2 separate regions of the Homo sapiens genome follow, and region 1 is linked to region 2. Evidence: read pairs that join two places in POLR2A ChIA-PET (ENCODE). Cell type or tissue: K562. All regions are shown on one strand. Links, peaks and the distances in the headings refer to the core of each region. The heading gives the core; the rest is flanking DNA. Region 1 overlaps PI4K2A (phosphatidylinositol 4-kinase type 2 alpha). Region 2 overlaps ZFYVE27 (zinc finger FYVE-type containing 27).

Region 1 (8,297 bases), core at 1,995-5,994, 75 kb after region 2:
GGCGAAACCCCATCTCTACTAAAAATACCAAAAAAAATTAGCCGACCGTGGTGGCACACGCCTGTAGTCCCAACTACTGGGGAGGCTGAGGCAGGAGAATTGCTCGAACCCGGGAGGCGGAGGTTGCAGTGAGCCGAGATCGTGCCACTGCACTCCAGCCTGGGTAACAGAGTGAGAGACTCCATCTCAAAAAACAAAAAGAAAAAAAAAAAACACAAAAAACACTTAAAAATGAACAGATCCTAACCTGGCCAACATGGTGAAACTCTGTATCTACTAAAAATACAAAAAAATTAGCCAGGTGGGGTGGTGCACACCTGTAATCCCAGCTGCTTGGGAGGCTGGGCATAAGAATCACTTGAACCTGGGAGGTGGAGGTTGCAGTGAGCTGAGATCATGTCACCGTACTCCAGCCTGGGCAACAGAGCAAGACCCTGTCTCAAAAAAAAAAAAAAAAAAAAAAAAGAACAGACCCTCTGACTCGGCAATTCCATTTTTAAGAAACACTAATGGATATGCATAAAACATTTAGTTCCAAAAACAAATGTAATATTGTTTATAACAGTGAAAAGATGTAAACTAGTTAATACTTGAAGGGATAAGAAACAATTATCCTAAAATATATAGAAATTTAACCAGGGAACTATCAAATATATATATAAATGTATTGGCAAAGAAGCGATCACAATGTTGTGTTAGATGCAAAGGAAAGCAGAAAAGGAACCAGTGTTAGATTGTGACCCCACTTTTACTTTCTAAATTCTATCTTTCTATCTAACTATAGTGTAGAAAAAAGTCTGGCAGTTGGCAGTGGTCATCTCTGGGTCTCAAGAAATTATAGGTGGTTTTGGTCCGGGCGTAGTGGCTCATGTCTGTAATCCCAGCACTTTGGGAGGCCGAGGTGGGCAGATCACGAGGTCAGGAGTTCAAGTCCAGCCTGGCCAACATGGTAAAACCCCATATCTACTAAAAATACAAAAATTAGCCAGGCATGGTGGCGCATGCCTGTAATCCCAGCTACTTGGGAGGCTGAGGCAGGAGAATCGCTTGAACCCAGGAGGTGGAGGTTGCAGTGAGCCAAGACTGCGCCACTGCACTCCAGCCTGGCAAGAGAGCGAGACTCCATCTCAAAAAAAAAAAAGAAAGAAATTATAGGTGGTTTTAATTATTTATTGTTGTTCATCCCTATTTTATGATTTTCCTACAAAGATGATATAAATGTAAAATGTAAAAAGCTGGCTGGGCGTGGTAGCTCATGCCTGTAATCCTAGCACTTTGGGAGGCCGAAGTGGGCGGGTCACCTGAGGTCAGGAGTTTGAGATCAGCCTGTCTCTACAAAAATACAAAAATTTTGAGAAACCCCATCTCTACAAAAATACAAAAATTAGCTGGGCATGATGGCGAGTGCCTGTAATCCCAGCTACTGGGGAGGCTGAGGAGGGAGAATCACGTGAACCCGGGAGGCGGAGGTTTCAGTGAGGTGAGATTGTGCCATTGCACTCCAGTCTAAGCAAATGAGCAAGACTCCATCTCAAAAAAACAAACAAACAAACAAACAAAAAGTAAAAAGCCAACATTTTATTTGGATTCTCCTTCTAACACTATCTCTTCATCACCTTTTTTTTTAAATAAATGTTTTACTTTGGAATAATTTTAAATTTAGAGAAAAGTTGCAGATTGTACAAAGAGTTCCTATATAGCATTTGCCCAGTTTCCCCTAATTTTTTTTTTTCTTTTCTGAGACAGGGTCTCACTCTGTCACCCAAGCTGGAGTACAGTGACACATTCATAGCTCACTGCACCCTCCAACTTCTGGCCTCAAATGACCCTCCCAATTTGGCCTCCCAAAGTGTTGGGATAACAGGCATGAGCCACTGAGTCCAGTCCTCACCATCTTTTGTCAGTATTTTACAGGTATTTCAGTTATGTGTCCATGAGGACACAGTTTCTCCTCTTTGTCAAAATTAGTATCACCACCATTTATCTTCTCTGGTAGGAGAGTACAAAAGCTGAAGGTGTCCTGTCTTCTCTCTCTCTCTCTTTTTTTTTTTCTGAGACGGAGTTTCGCTCTTCTTGCCCAGGCTGGAGTGCAACGGCACAATCTCGGCTCACAGCAACCTTCACCTCCTGGGTTCAAGCGATTCTCCTGCCTCAGCCTCCCGAGTAGCTGGGATTACAGGCATGCACCACCACACCCAGCTAATTTTGTATTTTTAGTAGAGATGGGGTTTCTCCATGCTGGTCAGTCTGGTCTCGAACTCCCAACCTCAGGTGATCCACCCGCCTCGGCCTCCCAAAGTGCTCGGATTACAGGCATGAGCCACCACGCCTGGCCCTATCTTCTTTAAAACACTAGATGTTGAAGATTTCATGGCCAGGTCACAGAACATGGAGGGGTAAGCTAGGCTGCACCCTGAAATCACACAGACACACAGCCCTCAAGCCACAAATATCCTCTTACACAACTGCTGCCTATAAAGGAGCAGAGATACAACTGCAACAGGGGTCATTTGTTACCCTATTGGTAACAAATTTCTTTTTTACTTAATTGTTTTGGTACTTGCCAGCATCCTACACTGTTCCAAATAGTCTGAAGCACAATATTGGGGTGAAGAACTAAAAGGAGATTGCGGGAGTATCTGGGGTAAACATGTCAAATTGTCTACTACTTATTTTCAAAAGATTTGGCAAAAAAGAATATCTAGGGAGAGAAATTAAATAGATATTATTCAGATACATCACTGGATAATACGTAGACATATGAGATAAATGTGGTTAAATATAACAACTGAAGAATCTAGAAGATCCCATTCTTTCAACTTTACTGAGGTTTGAAAATTTCCAAATTAAAAAGCTGAAGATAAGCCTGGAACCAGGACTGAAAAGAAAGGAGAATAAAGAATTTAAAAAGAAAAATTATTTTTTAAATTTGAAGAAAAATTATAGCAGTCACATAATACTAAAGAATAAATACTATCTTTGAAAATGTTGGGCTGGATGTGGTGGCACATGCCTATAATTTCAGCACCTTGGGAGGCCAAGGCAGGAGGATCGCTTGAGGCCAGGAGTTTGAGACCAGCCTGGGCAACATAGCGAGACCCCACCTCTTAAAAAAAATTACCCAGAAATGGTGGTGCATGCCTGTGGTCCCAGCTACTCAGGAGGCTGAGGGGGGAGGACTTCTTGAACCTAGGAGTTCAAAGCTGCAGTGGTCTACAATTGGGCCACTGCACTCCAGCCTAGGTGACAGAGCATGACCCTGTCTTTAAAAAAAAGAAAAGAAAAAGAAAATGTTACAGAGGCTTTCTCTCAGACCCTAGATTCTTTAACTCCCGGTGAGAAGCCTTTAAGTTGAGTAACAACTTCTATCACCTGACTGTGTCCCTGTGGGGCCTCTTCACTCTTTCCCTACATCTCAGGGCCCTTGTACTACAGCCCATCCTGCAATAATGGCTCAGCTATGTAGACAGGGTTATGACCTCTTTTCTCTGTGCTTTGTCAGATTTCTGTAGTGCAGAAATTTTGTAGTGCACACATTTTGCTTTGATGTGTGAATGGTAGACAAGTAAGCACATGAGTGATATACTGGCCATGTACATGTTGGAAGGAGCTGGATGGTCACCCTAAGGTAGTAGGCACTTTAGGTTACAAGATACCAAAAGCTCCTCTGAAGACATTAGGAGCACAAGATGGAGATAAATAAAACTGCACTACCCCAACCTCCCTACCATCCTGAATAATGGCACTATCTGAGTAATGGGAGAAGGGTTGGCAAGGGACTGAGCTGGGATGGAATTAGATAAGACATTGCAATACGGACAGAGGCACAGCCTATATCAACTGGAGAAGCCAGTTTACTCCTTTATGCTGAGTTCCATAACATCTGAGTCTATCACATGGCTTTTAATGCTTCCAAAAATTCTGCCAGCCTAATTGGGCCCTTACATTACTTGGGAAATGTAGGAATACCATGTTACTGGTATTCAGACAGCTACAATAATTGTAGTTCTTAAAACCTCTGTCCAGGCCGGGCTCAGTGGCTCACTCCTGTAATCCCAGCACTTTGGGAGGCCGAGGCAGGCAGATCACCTGAGATCAGGAGTTTGAGACCACCCTGGCCAACATGGTGAAACCCCATCTCTACTAAAAATACAAAAATTAGCCAGGTGTGGTGCCATGCACCTGTAATCCCAGCTACTTGGGAGGCTGAGGCAGGAGAATCACTTGAACCTGGGAGGTGAAGGTTGCAGTGAGCCAAGATCGCACCACTGCACTCCAGCCTGGGTGACAGAGTGAGACTCTGTCTCAAAAGAAAAAAAAAACCTCTGTCCAACCCCCTTCCAGGGAAAAATGGGCTCAGCAAACCCAGGAGGTGCTGTCATCAGAGGTCTTTAGATAAATGGCAGGAAGAAGTAAATGCAGAATTAAGGCTGAGAAGATCCTCTTGCCCTTTAAAGATGGGAGAAGCTGAATTTTCTGTATACAAAAATCATAATCCTAACAGCTATTAATACTACAAATTGAGTATTTTAGTATACCAGGTACTACTCTAACTGTTTCAAATCATTTATCTCATAATAATTCTGTAAGGTGGGTACCATTATTATTATCTTGAGACAGGTTCTCACTCTGTCCCCTAGACTGGAGTGCAGTGGTGCCATCTCAGCTCACTGCATCCTAGACCTCCCAGGCCCAAGCAATCCTTCCACCTCAGCCTCCTGAGTAGCTGGGATTACAGGCGTGCGCCACCACACATGGCTAATTTTTGTGTTTTTTGTAGAGATGGGGTTTCACCATGTTGCCCAGGCTGGTCTCCAACTCCTTAGCTCAAGTGATCTGCCCACCTAAGCCTCTCAAAGTGCTGGGATTACAAGTGTGAGCCACCATGCCTGGTCTCAGCTACTATTATTGATCCCACATTAAACATGAGGAAACTAAGGGAAGGAGAGATTAAGTAACTTGCCCAAAATCTCACAGGTAGTAAATGGCAGAGCCAGGCTTCAAAAACCCAGGCACTGTGACCACAGTTTGCACCCTTAACCACTAGGTCATCCCAACTCTCTTTAAGAAGACTTCAAAGTGATAGGCATAATACCAGTACCCTACAGAGTTTTCAAACCATTTTTCAAGCATTTCTTTACTATGCTTTGGAAGATCAACAATCCCCTTGGTTTCCTTAGCTCCCTTTGAAGGTGAAGTGGAAGGAGAAGGAATAATGTAAGTTGCACCTATAACAACAAAATTATAACCATAATCAATATGTGAGTGCTTCATGTGCCCAGTACTCTTTTTACTAAACGCTTGATAAGCATTATCTCATGAAATTCTCCAGCCAACTGTGCAACGTATTATTACTATCCTGTTTTATGAACAAGAAAACAGAGGCTTTTGCCCCAGGCCACAGAGCTTCCAAGTAGTGAAGCAGTCTGGCTCCAGGGCCCAGATCTTAACCACCAAAACATACAGCCTGCCTTGAGCAACTCTAGGACAGAGAGCATTAGTTTAATTACCAATGAATTACCTAGCAACTAGCATAGAGATGAGTGCACATTAAGTGCTTCAACAAGCACTGGATACCAGGGAAGAGGTGGGAGAATTGGGAGGGCCACTTTTCCTCTCCTAGGTGTTAAGGTACAGCCAAAAATAATGTACACAACGGACTTAAAAAAGCTGTAAAACACGGCCGGGCGCAGGGCCTCACGCCTGTAATCCCAGCACTCTGGGAGGCAGAGGCAGGTGCATCACTTGAGGTCAGGAGTTCGAGACCAGCCTGGTCAACATGGTAAAACCCTGTCTCTACTAAAAATGCAAAAATTAGCCGGGCGTTGTGACATGCGCCTGTAATCCTAGCTACTTGGGAGGCTGAGGCACAAGAATTGCTTGAACCTGGGAGGTGGAGGTTGCAGTGAGCAGAGATCATGCCACTGCACTTTAGCCTGGGTGACAGAGTGAGACTCGGTCTCAAAAAAAAAGGGGGGGGTATAAAACACAAACTTCAAACATTTGCTCAACCTGAGCACACAACACTCCCAGAGACGCCAAAGATACTGGGAGGATGTCCCAGGCTTACCTGGCCCCGCATGACAGCAATCTGCTTATGGAACTGGCCCCTGTCGAAACCAGGATCTTTCTGCAAAAGAAGACCAGAAGGAGATGGAACCTGTGTGAATGCCTCACAGGAACCCATTTTCTCCCCCAGTTAGAAACTTTCTAAGAAGGAAAACCTGCATAAGGCTTCTGCAGCTTTGTGAAGTCAACTACTCCCACAAGAACTCCCTGCTTTACAGATGAGGAAACAGAAAACAAGTCAATATCTTCCTCTGCATCTCAAACTCTAGGCTCCAGTGCTCCATATTAAAATGAAAGCCCTGCAGATACATTGCAGCCACATGATGGACAGGAGAGACACATCAGTGTGATTTCTCACCCCTGCCCATTTCTCTCAAACCCATCCAAACCAGGTCCTGCTGTCCACATGTGGAAATCTTGCTATTCGTTGGCTAACTCAAGTCAGAAAGGTGTTAGCCATTTCCTCTTGGCTTTTGTCAGGACCAATTAAAAAAACCATTAAAAATTCCTTCTCCCATATGATAATAGGGCTGAGGTTCCCAGGGCTAACCTTGAAGAGTTCATATAGGTCCTCTTCCAAGTCCTTGACGAAGTTAGGGTCCGATATCTTTGGAAGGATCAGATCTTTGATCTCCTGAGAAAATGGGACTTTCGCCTGGGGCAACCAGGCCCAGTAAAAAGGATCTGAAAAGAGGAAAAGTCAAAGGCAAAGCTGGTGTTGGAAAAGTCCCTGCTCATCTGTGTCCTCCACCAGTCAAGGCACTTTCTAAAGGAGAACCCCTCTTCCCTGACATACAACAGAAACAAAAACTTACAAGTGCTCTTAACTGTAAAGGTTACACAGCTAGTCAGTAGAGGAACCAGGGTTCAAACCCAGGGCTGCCTAATGTCAGAGCTCATTCTCAGACATTACATGACCTTCCAAGATGCAAGGTCTAGAAGCAACTACTTGCCACTGAGACGCTGAGATGGTCCTTCTGAAAAGGAAGACTAATGCTGCAAAAGGGGCTACTGACTCCCTACATTTATTTCTCCTCCTTTCCAGAAGCTTCTCAGTTACAACAGGGTAGGAGATGGAACAAGGAAGACAGAACACTGATAGGAAGCTTATATTTAGAGGCACAATTAGAATAAATTATGGAAAGACAGTCCTCAGATAACAGGAAAAAAAAAGATATTTCAGGAAATATACACTAAAACAATAAAATAACAAATTAAAAAATTAAAAAAGGGCCGGGCGCAGTGGCTCATGCCTGTAATCCCAGCACTTTGGGAGGCCAAGGCGGGTGGATCACAAGGTCAGGAGATTGAGATCATCTTGGCTAACACACTGAAACCCTGTCTCTACTAAAAATACAAAAATTAGCTGGGCATGGTGGCGGGTGCCTGTAGTCCCAGCTACTCGGGAGGCTGAGGCAGGAGAATGGTGTGAACCCAGGAGGAGGAGGTTGCAGTGAGCCGAGATCGCGCCACTGCACTCCAGCCTGGGCGACAGGGCAAGACTCCGTCTCAAAAAAAAAATAAATAAATAAAAAATAAATAGCCCTCAGCCAGGCGCAGTGGCTCACACCTGTAATCCCAGCATTTTGGGAGGCTGAGGCAGGCAGATCACCTGAAGTCAGGAGTTCAAGAACAGCCTGGCCAACATGGTGAAACCCCGTCTCTACTAAAAATACAAAATTAGCCGGGCGTGGTGGCGCATGCCTGTAATCCCAGCTACTTGGGAGGTTGAGGCAGGAGAATCGCTTGAACCCAGGAGGTGGAGGTTGCAGTGGGCCCAGATCGCACCATTGCACTCTAGCCTGGGCAACAAGAGCGAAACTCCATTTCCAAAAAAAAAAAGTCCTCAGAAAGAACGAGAAGAATGCAAAGAGACAATGAGAAAACTCATCTTTATGCTTCTAATTTCTAATCACCTTTATGCTTGTAATGGGAATCATAGAAGACAAAAATTAGAAAAACAGCTTACATTATGAAATAGTTGCCATATGCCAGCCATTGTGTTAAAGTGCCTGAACTCCATTATTTCATTAATTTTTAGAATAATCCTATGATAGAGACATTATCATCTCCACTGCACAGTGAGAAAATATACTGAGCAAGGGAAGAGCCAGACCACCATTGTCTGGAGACTTACATGCCCTCCAGGAGTCAGGATGCTTCAGTGGGAAGGCCAGCCCATTGTCTATGGCAGCCACCTTGATAACAGGCTCCTTCACCACCACCCA
Region 2 (8,297 bases), core at 2,451-6,450:
ATGGGGACTGAAGTAGCGCCTACCTAATAGAGTTACTATAAGAGTGAGATAATACAGAGGGAGTGTTGAGCAGTGCCTGGCACCAGGTGAACACAACAAACATTAGTTATCACTATTATTCATATTAAAGAGCCTCAAAAACACCCATTCTGTTTGATATGGTAGTTTCATCCTTGAATTTACTCCAAGAAAAATTTTCTAAAACATTAAAGCTAAATCCATAAAAATGTTTACCATGGGGTTAGTAATGAAAAGGGAAATTGACTAAATCTGTAACAGAATGGTTTCACAAATTATATTTGCCATCTATATTAATCTGGTATTATAAATAATTCCAAAAGCTATATAGCAACAAAGAAAATCATCTTTAATATAATGATAAGTGGAAAACAAAAGAAAAATTGAACATACACTATGAAACTATACATCCGTAAAGTAGATGCATGTGACAAATTCTAGCAGGCAAAACAAACAAGAGATTCGGCTGCATGGTGGATTATATGGTGAGTTATTTTTCTATTATTATTTTTACCACACATAAAAGCAAGCATCTAAACAAAAGCAGTACATTAGAGCCCGCAAGCATATGTGCAGATATACACACAAGAGCCCAGGAGGCGAGCTCTTCCCCTGAGGTAAGAGGGGCAGAGGTCCTCTCAAGGCAGCTGGCTTTGCTCGGGCTCAAGCTGCAAATTCCTATAGGGTGGTGGCGGGAGAGGAGGGGTCACTCACTGTGAGGACACGACGGGGTTCTCCCAGTGCAGCACGCGGTAGGCGGCTTCACATGTGCAGCACAGGCGGCTCAGGAAGGCCTCCAGCTGGATCAAGCTACAGACACAGGGGCTTTGGTGAGTGGGCAGGACAGAAGCCCTGGGAAGTGGAGCCTGGGGCCTTGCAGGTACAGTTGGCTAGGGATGGTCAATCTCTTTAAACACACTCACCATGTGCTTAAAGAGAGAGGAGTCGAGAGAGCATGGGAGAAACAGGCCTGGCTAAGCCACCCCAGCTACATTTCAGTCCCCTTTTTGGAGCCTCTTGCTGAGGTGGAAACAGTATAAATGTTCCTGCTTTGGTCTTCTAACTGTTGATGTCAGGCAGGCTACTGAAATTCTCCAGGGCTGTGGCTTCTTTATCTATAAAATGAGGATCAGAGGACCCACCTCACGGGTACACAGCAGCTGTCAGAATAAATGGCATGATATTCTCTACCTGGGATGTGAAACAGACTCACTTGGGGAGTTCTGGTTGTTGTTTTTTTAAACATGGATGAACCACAGAAGCCATGAGCACAATCTGAACCCAGATCTGGGTTTCTGAAGGGAAACCAGGAAACATGGAGATAAGCTGATTCCAGGGCTGGGGCAGGGAAGTATAAGATGAATTTGACCATCCTGTTGTACCATAAAGGAAGCATTCAAAAATGACAGGGACCAATGCAAACAAGAGCCAACTCAAAAGAGCTCCTACTGGCCAAATCTAGGACAATTTGAGATCAAAATAAATAATGATAGTAATAGATTCTAACTCATCAAATAAAATATAAATCTATGAGTTCATACTGATAATAGTAAGAAAGAGCTTCCTTATAGTAGAAAGCCAGCTAAAAAAATGTCGATAGAATAATTAGAAGATCATCTTTGCAACCATCATAGTAATAAACTGATTAAGGCAAGACCCATCAATGGATTTTTAAAGCAGTGGATAAATGTTTGATGAGGAACAAGATATTTACATAGTCTCAAAGTATCTCCCCTCAAATTACTACTAATGAAGAGTAAAATGATAATTTACAGTATGGATGCCTTAACCAAGTGATCAAAGTCAGTATTTCCTGACATCAGGTGCCTCCTGATACGGATGTACTGAACATGACACATCACTTGTCACACTCTAAATCTGATCACAAGGAACCAAACAATCCAAAAATTAGGGAGATTCTACAAAATAATAAGCTTGTACTATTCAAAAATGTCAAGGTCACAAGAAACAAGGACTGAGGAACTGCTCCAGATTAAAGAAGACTAAAGAGACATAAAAAAATTAAACATGATGTATAATCCTGAATTGGATCCCAGATCAGGGAAACTGATACAAAGAACTTTATTAGGACACCCACACTGGCTCACACCTGTAGTCCCAGCACTTTGGGAGGCTGAAGCAGGAGGATTGCTAGAGCCCAGGAATTCAAGGCCAGCCTGGGCAAGACAATGAGACCCTATCTCTACAAAAAAATTGTTTTAATTAGCAGGGTATGGTGCATGTGCCTGTGGTCCCAGCTACTCAGGAGGCTGAGGCAGAAGGATCACTTGAGTCCAGGAGGTTGAGGCTGCAGTGAGCCATGATCATGCCACTGCATTCCAGCCTGGATGACAGAGCAAAACTCCGTCTCAAAAAGTAAAAAAAAAAAAAGAAAAAAGGAAAAAAATTAATAAAAGAAGAAAAAGAACTTTATTAATACAACTGGTAAAATCCGATTACGAATTATACATTAGTTATCAACGTTAAGTTTCCTAATTTTGATTACAGCTCTGTGGATATTTAAGAGAATGTCCTTGTTCTTAGGAAATACACGCTGAAGTATTAAGTCACGTTTGCAACTTACTTTCAAATGGTTTAGGAAAAAGAAAAGAATATGTATATGTAGAGAGATAGACGAAGCCAACATGGCAAAATGTTAATAATTGTTCTATCTGGGTAAAAGGCATTCTTGGTATTATTCCTGTACTTCTTTAAGTTTAAAACTATTTCAGGCTGGGTGCGGTGGCTCATGCCTGCAATCCCAGCACTTTGGGAGGCCAAGGCAGGCAGATCACCTGAGGCTGAAGTTCGAGACCAGCCTGGCCAACATGATGAAACCTCATCTCTACTAAAAATACAAAAATTAGCTGGACATGGTGGCACATGCCTGTAATCCCAGCTACTCTGGAGGCTGAGGCACGAGAATCGCCTGAACACAGGAGGCAGAGGTTGCAGTGAGCCGAGATCACGCCACTGCATTTCAGCCTGGGTTACATAACAAGACTCTGTCTCAAAAAAAAAAAAAAATATATATATATATATATATATATGTGTATATATATATAAAACTATTTCAAAGTAAGAAAGTCTTTTTTAAAAAAACTACATATCCAGGCCCCACTCCAGATAACTGACTCGGAATTTCTGGGGTGAGGCCCAGCCATCTGTTTGTTTATAACTTTTCTTGCCCCTATTCTATTTCAAGAGAATGCAGAGACCCCACTCCAGGGAAGGGAGGTGTAAACGTCCACTGCTACTGAAGTTGTTAGATGAATATTTTTCAAGTCTTAAAATGCTTCCTCAGAAGTACCAGCTCTGTCATGTTTACGAAGTTTCTCCACAGTGTAGTGATGATAACTAATATCTACTCAACACTTCCCCAGTACAAGACACCTGTTCAATCTTCACAACCACCTTCTGAGTAAGCCCTGTTATCATTCCATTTAACAGATGAGAAACTTGAGACACACAGAGGCTAAGCAACTTGCCCAATGTTACACAGCAAGTAAATGGAAGAGCTGGGATTTGAACCCAGGCAGTGGCTTATACATGCACATGCTTAGTCAAGACCCTAAACTGTCTCTCCAGCAGAAAGAACAGGGCCAGGCGTGGTGGCTCACGCCTGTAATTCCAGCATTTTGGGAGGCCGAGGCGGGCGGATCACAAGGTCAAGAGATCGAGACCATCGTGACAAACATGGTGAAACCCGGTCTCTACTAAAAATACAAAAAATTAGCTGGGCGTGGTGGTGTGTGCCTGTAGTCCCAGCTACTTGGGAGGCTGAGGCAGGAGAATCGCTTGAAACCAATGGAAGGCGGAGGTTGCAGTGAGCCGAGATTGCGTCACTGCACTCCAGCCTGGACAACGAGAGCGAAACTCTGTCTCAAAAAAAAAAAGAAAGAAAGAACAGAAGCTGTGAAAACAAACAGCTAGATCGAGATTCTCATCCCAGCTTGGCCACTTTCTAGCTAAGTAAGTCAGCCTTTTTCTTTACCCATAAATGGAAGATGTTAATATTAACTACCTCCCGGAACTGTTAAAAAGGTTAAATGAAGTAACAGCTGTGGTTTGCCTAATATGATGTCGAGCACACAAAGCTAGCACTTAGTGTCATGGCTGCTGTTACTGTTCCCCCACCTCCCTGGCCTCTCTTCCATACTCACAAGCTCTTCACCTCAGCCACGGCCTCGGGACGAGACAGGCGACCTCTCTGCAGGTCCTCCTGCCTCACGCTATGATACTTCCTCCGCATCAGCTCGGAATCAGGCAGCCGTGCCCGGCAAACCTCCTGAAGGTAGCCCAGCAGGGCGGGCACTGAAATCATCAGGGCACCTACTGAGTACCATGCACCTGCAGAATCAAAAACACTGCAGGTAACACAGGTAAGCAAAGACCAGGAGTCGGCCCACCCAGACGCCCACTGCTTGTTCCTCACCTCCTCCAGGGCTCTGCCAGTCAGGCCTTCCCTGATAGCTCTGTACGACACAGTGTCTCACCCCTACTCTCCAGCCCCCTTAACCCAGCTTCATTCCTCATAGACCTTATCACCACATGACACATTGCAGGCATGTCTGTTGTCTCCTCTAATGAAGTAAGCTCTTGAGGGCTGGGACTTTGTCCCTTTGGTCACTGCTGTGGCCCCATCCTCACTTTTAATACGTTTTAAGATGCTGCTAGCACAGAGGAGGCTCACGCTGGAGTGTGACTGCCAGGAGCTCCTGATGCCTGACACTCGGACCTCTGGGCCACTAAGGAAGCTAGAAGCCTTTCGTTCAGCTTTTAGGACACTGCAGACGATTGTGCCTTGAGAAATGGCGAAGCCGAGATAAAATTCAAAGAAAGAACTTCTTCCATGTAACATGGCACCCCAACAACAAGCTAACAGAGCAGCGGGCCCATAATAAATGCTTACTAAACATCTGTCATAGGAACTGACTTACTTTGGGAGCATATATAGAAAAATCAAACATCCTAGGAAGTTTTGAACAGGTAAAGATGAGTCCAACTAAGAAACAGAAAATGAGATCTTATATGAACTGGATTTATTTTCAACCTACTCAATCCCTATCTCCAGAGGAAACAAAGAAGACACCTGAGAAATACAAGGTAAGTAAAAGAACAAAAACATGAATAATGGCCCAGCTCCTCCAAACATTCTGTCCCAGACTCTTTATTCTCACCCTGAGGGGTTTGGCTTTTTATGTGGCCATCTGCCAGCGCCAACCACGGATAGGGTAGGGTCACGGTATGCACTGTAGTAAGAGGTTCATAGAAGACATTACCCATGACCCCAACAGACACCCATGTGTCCACACTTCTATCTCAAAGGCTTCATGCCACTCCTCACTGCTGGTGACTGCCCAGCAGCTCCCGTTAGGCTCACTAGCTGAACCAGAGAAAAGCAACAGATATGGCAAAAATCCCTTATCAGCTCCTCATCCCAGTACCTTTACTCATGCCATGTCCCCAGATGACCCTTGAATCAGCTTAAAAACCAAAATGGAAAAAGGTCAATGCATCCTCAGCAGGAAGTCAAGAAGGAAACAACGATAATACTGAGAGCAGCTACAATGCACTGGCTGCCTCTTCCACGCCAGGCACTGTGCTAAGTATTATGCCTAGACTGCCGCATTCCTCACAAATACTCTAGGAGGAAAGCGTCATTTTTATCCTCCCTCTAGAGGTAAGGAAAATTAGGCCTTAACAGGGAAGTTCAATAATCTGCCCAAGGTCACAGCAGGCAGCTCAGCCTGGATCGTCCCTCTGGAGGCTGTTTCTGACTCCAAGCAGACACAGAGGAACACTAACTCCAGGGCAACAAGAGCAGCTCCCACACATAGGGTGGGGCTGCATCCAGGTGTTCTTCCCCCACATTCGTTCACAAAAACCACTGGCCCCTGAAGGCAGTTCTTACCCTCATTCAAAGTGAGGAACAAGACGTTGAGGCCCAGGCAGGTCAGCAAGGAACACAAAGGCATCTGCCACCTACAATACAGAGAGTCCTGATCACTACAGAGAGTCACTCCTCCAGCTGGGGAGGGGAGACCAGGCAGCACAGACGGGACATCAAACCAGAAGAGGAGGCCTGGAACACAGAAGGTCAAGGAGAAACGAAAAGGGGGCCTCTCACTTGGACTGGTGACCAGGAGAGGCGGTAAGATGTCACACATTAGCACCTGGGGTGAGGAAACTGGTAGGTCTGTAGTGCTTTCTCCCAAAAGGAAGAAGAATTTATAAAATATCAGTTAAGAAACCCAGTTAATACCATTTAACCTGTGTTTTGTAAGGTTGTATTCTCCTTAAGAGGTGACACTGACAAATGTTCTTAATATTTTCCTCTATTCTTTTTTTATAATTTCATAAGAATATATAATCATTGCACAAGATTCAACTAATACAGAAATCAAGAAAAAACAAATTGTGGACTTCTTTGGCCCCATTTGTGCCTTTATCTTCTTATGTCCATGTTTTTGAAAATTTGAGAGTTTATCTGAGAGTTTATTTTGAATACCTATTAATTCAAAAAGAGAAACAATAGTAAAGATTTTATTTTAATATATTAAAAATCAAGATGAAAGTAGGGTGCAGCATTCACTTAGCAATCACACCTTAAGTGAGCTGGAACAGACAGAAGCAAACACAGATACATCACTGCCACCACCACCACCACCACCAAATGGCAATGCAGAAGCCCCCAAACAGGGAACAAGGAAGACCAGAGACTCAGATTGCTGAGAACAAGCAAATGCTGCTGGCTCCGTCCCTGATAAAGGACATTTAGTAGGGAAAGAGGAGCACAGATGCAACAATGAAGCCACGACACCCAAATTCTAAAGGCAGTGTCAATATATAGGTGAGCCACTAGGAGAGAGACAAACATCAGAAAAATAAACAGGTAAATTGCTGGCAAGCATTGAATGTATTTTCTTTTTTTTTTTTTTTTTCTTTTGAGACAGAGTCTCGCTCTGTTGCCCAGACTAGAGTGCAGTGGCACAATCTTGGTTCACTACAACCCCCGCCTCCTGGGTTCAAGCGATTCTGTCTCAGCCTCCCTAGCAGCTGGGATTACAGGGGCACGCCACCACACCTGGCCAGTTTTTGTGTTTTCAGTAGGGATGGGGTGTTTCACTATGTTGGCCAGGCTGGTCTCAAACTCCTGACCTCAGGTGATCTGCCCACCCTGGCCTCCCAAAGTGCTGGGATTAAAGGCGTAAGCTACCGTGCTGGGGCTAAATATATTTTCTTGTGCTCTGGAGTATTTCAGAGTTACTGAATGAGGTTAACTAATTCATGCAGGGCTTTTACTTTTTTTTATTATTATACTTAAAGTTCTGGGATACATGTGCAGAACGTGCAGGTTTGTTACGTAGGTATACACGTGCCATGGTGGTTTGCTGCACCCATCAACCCATCATCTACCTCAGGTATTTCTCCTAATGCTATTCTTCCTCTAGCCCCCACCCCTCAATAGGCCATGGTGTGTGATGTTCCCCTCCCTGTGTCCATGTGTTCTCACTGTTCAACTCCCACTTATGAGTGAGAACATGTGGTGTTTGGTTTTCTGTTCCTGTGTTAGTTTGCCGAGAATGATGGTTTCCAGCTTCATCCATGTCCCTGCAAAGGACATGAACTTATCCTTTTTCATGGCTGCACATAGTATTCCATGGTGTATATGTGCCACGTTTTCTTTATCCAGTCTATCATTGATGGACATTTAGGTTGGTTCCAAGTCTTTGCTATTGTGAATAGTGCTGCAACAAACATACATGTGCATGTGTCTTTACAGCAGAATGATTTATAATCTTTTGGATATATACCCAGTAATGGGATTGCTGGGTAAAATGGTATTTCTGCTTCCAGATCCTTGAGGAATCGCCACATTGTCTTCCACAATGGTTGAACTAATGTACACTGCCACCAACAGTGTAAAGGGGCTTTTACTTTTTAATGAAATTTATGAGTAAGGGAATGAAATGACATCTGTGTCTTTCTCCTGAAATTCAACACACTCCACCTGTACCACCCTAATTACGCCTCAGAACCTCTAGTGGCAGCTACCAGGGTAAAAGCGAAATAAAAGCCAATCCCATTTTGGAAATAAAAACACCACCACTCAAGTCACTTTCATTTTAAAGCCTCTTCCCTTCTATAAAATGTCTTTACTGACACTTTGGTCCCAGGAGACCCAAGCAGTAGAGTAGCTGATCCCAGGAGAGAGTCTGTTAACAATTTACTGCAGCTCTAGGCTTCAGACCTAATAGCCAGAGCCCAAGATTAGG

What was found. Peaks named below come from ENCODE experiments on the same cell type or tissue, not always from the same donor. Only the 100,000 strongest peaks of a DNase experiment are listed, where the experiment ranks them.
Region 1: POLR2A ChIA-PET joins it to region 2 with 5 read pairs; 9 of 35 experiments call an interaction of 5 or more read pairs at or near these places.

What each region holds. Positions count from the first base shown.
Region 1 is chr10:97,664,894-97,673,190 of GRCh38, reverse strand. PI4K2A (phosphatidylinositol 4-kinase type 2 alpha) reads right to left here. Exons shown (of 9, transcript NM_018425.4): 6 at 8,207-8,297; 7 at 6,620-6,753; 8 at 6,071-6,130. Among named protein-coding and RNA genes, the nearest start is that of AVPI1, 18 kb to the left of the region's middle. In K562, for the core only: no CTCF peak of the experiment used is centred there; no DNase peak of the experiment used is centred there.
Region 2 is chr10:97,740,800-97,749,096 of GRCh38, reverse strand. It overlaps ZFYVE27 (zinc finger FYVE-type containing 27), which reads right to left. Exons shown (of 13, transcript NM_001385875.1): 3 at 5,933-6,003; 4 at 4,182-4,368; 5 at 733-828. Among named protein-coding and RNA genes, the nearest start is that of ZFYVE27, 7.8 kb to the right of the region's middle. In K562, for the core only: no CTCF peak of the experiment used is centred there; a DNase peak (open chromatin) is centred at 4,546; H3K4me3 peaks cover 191 bases.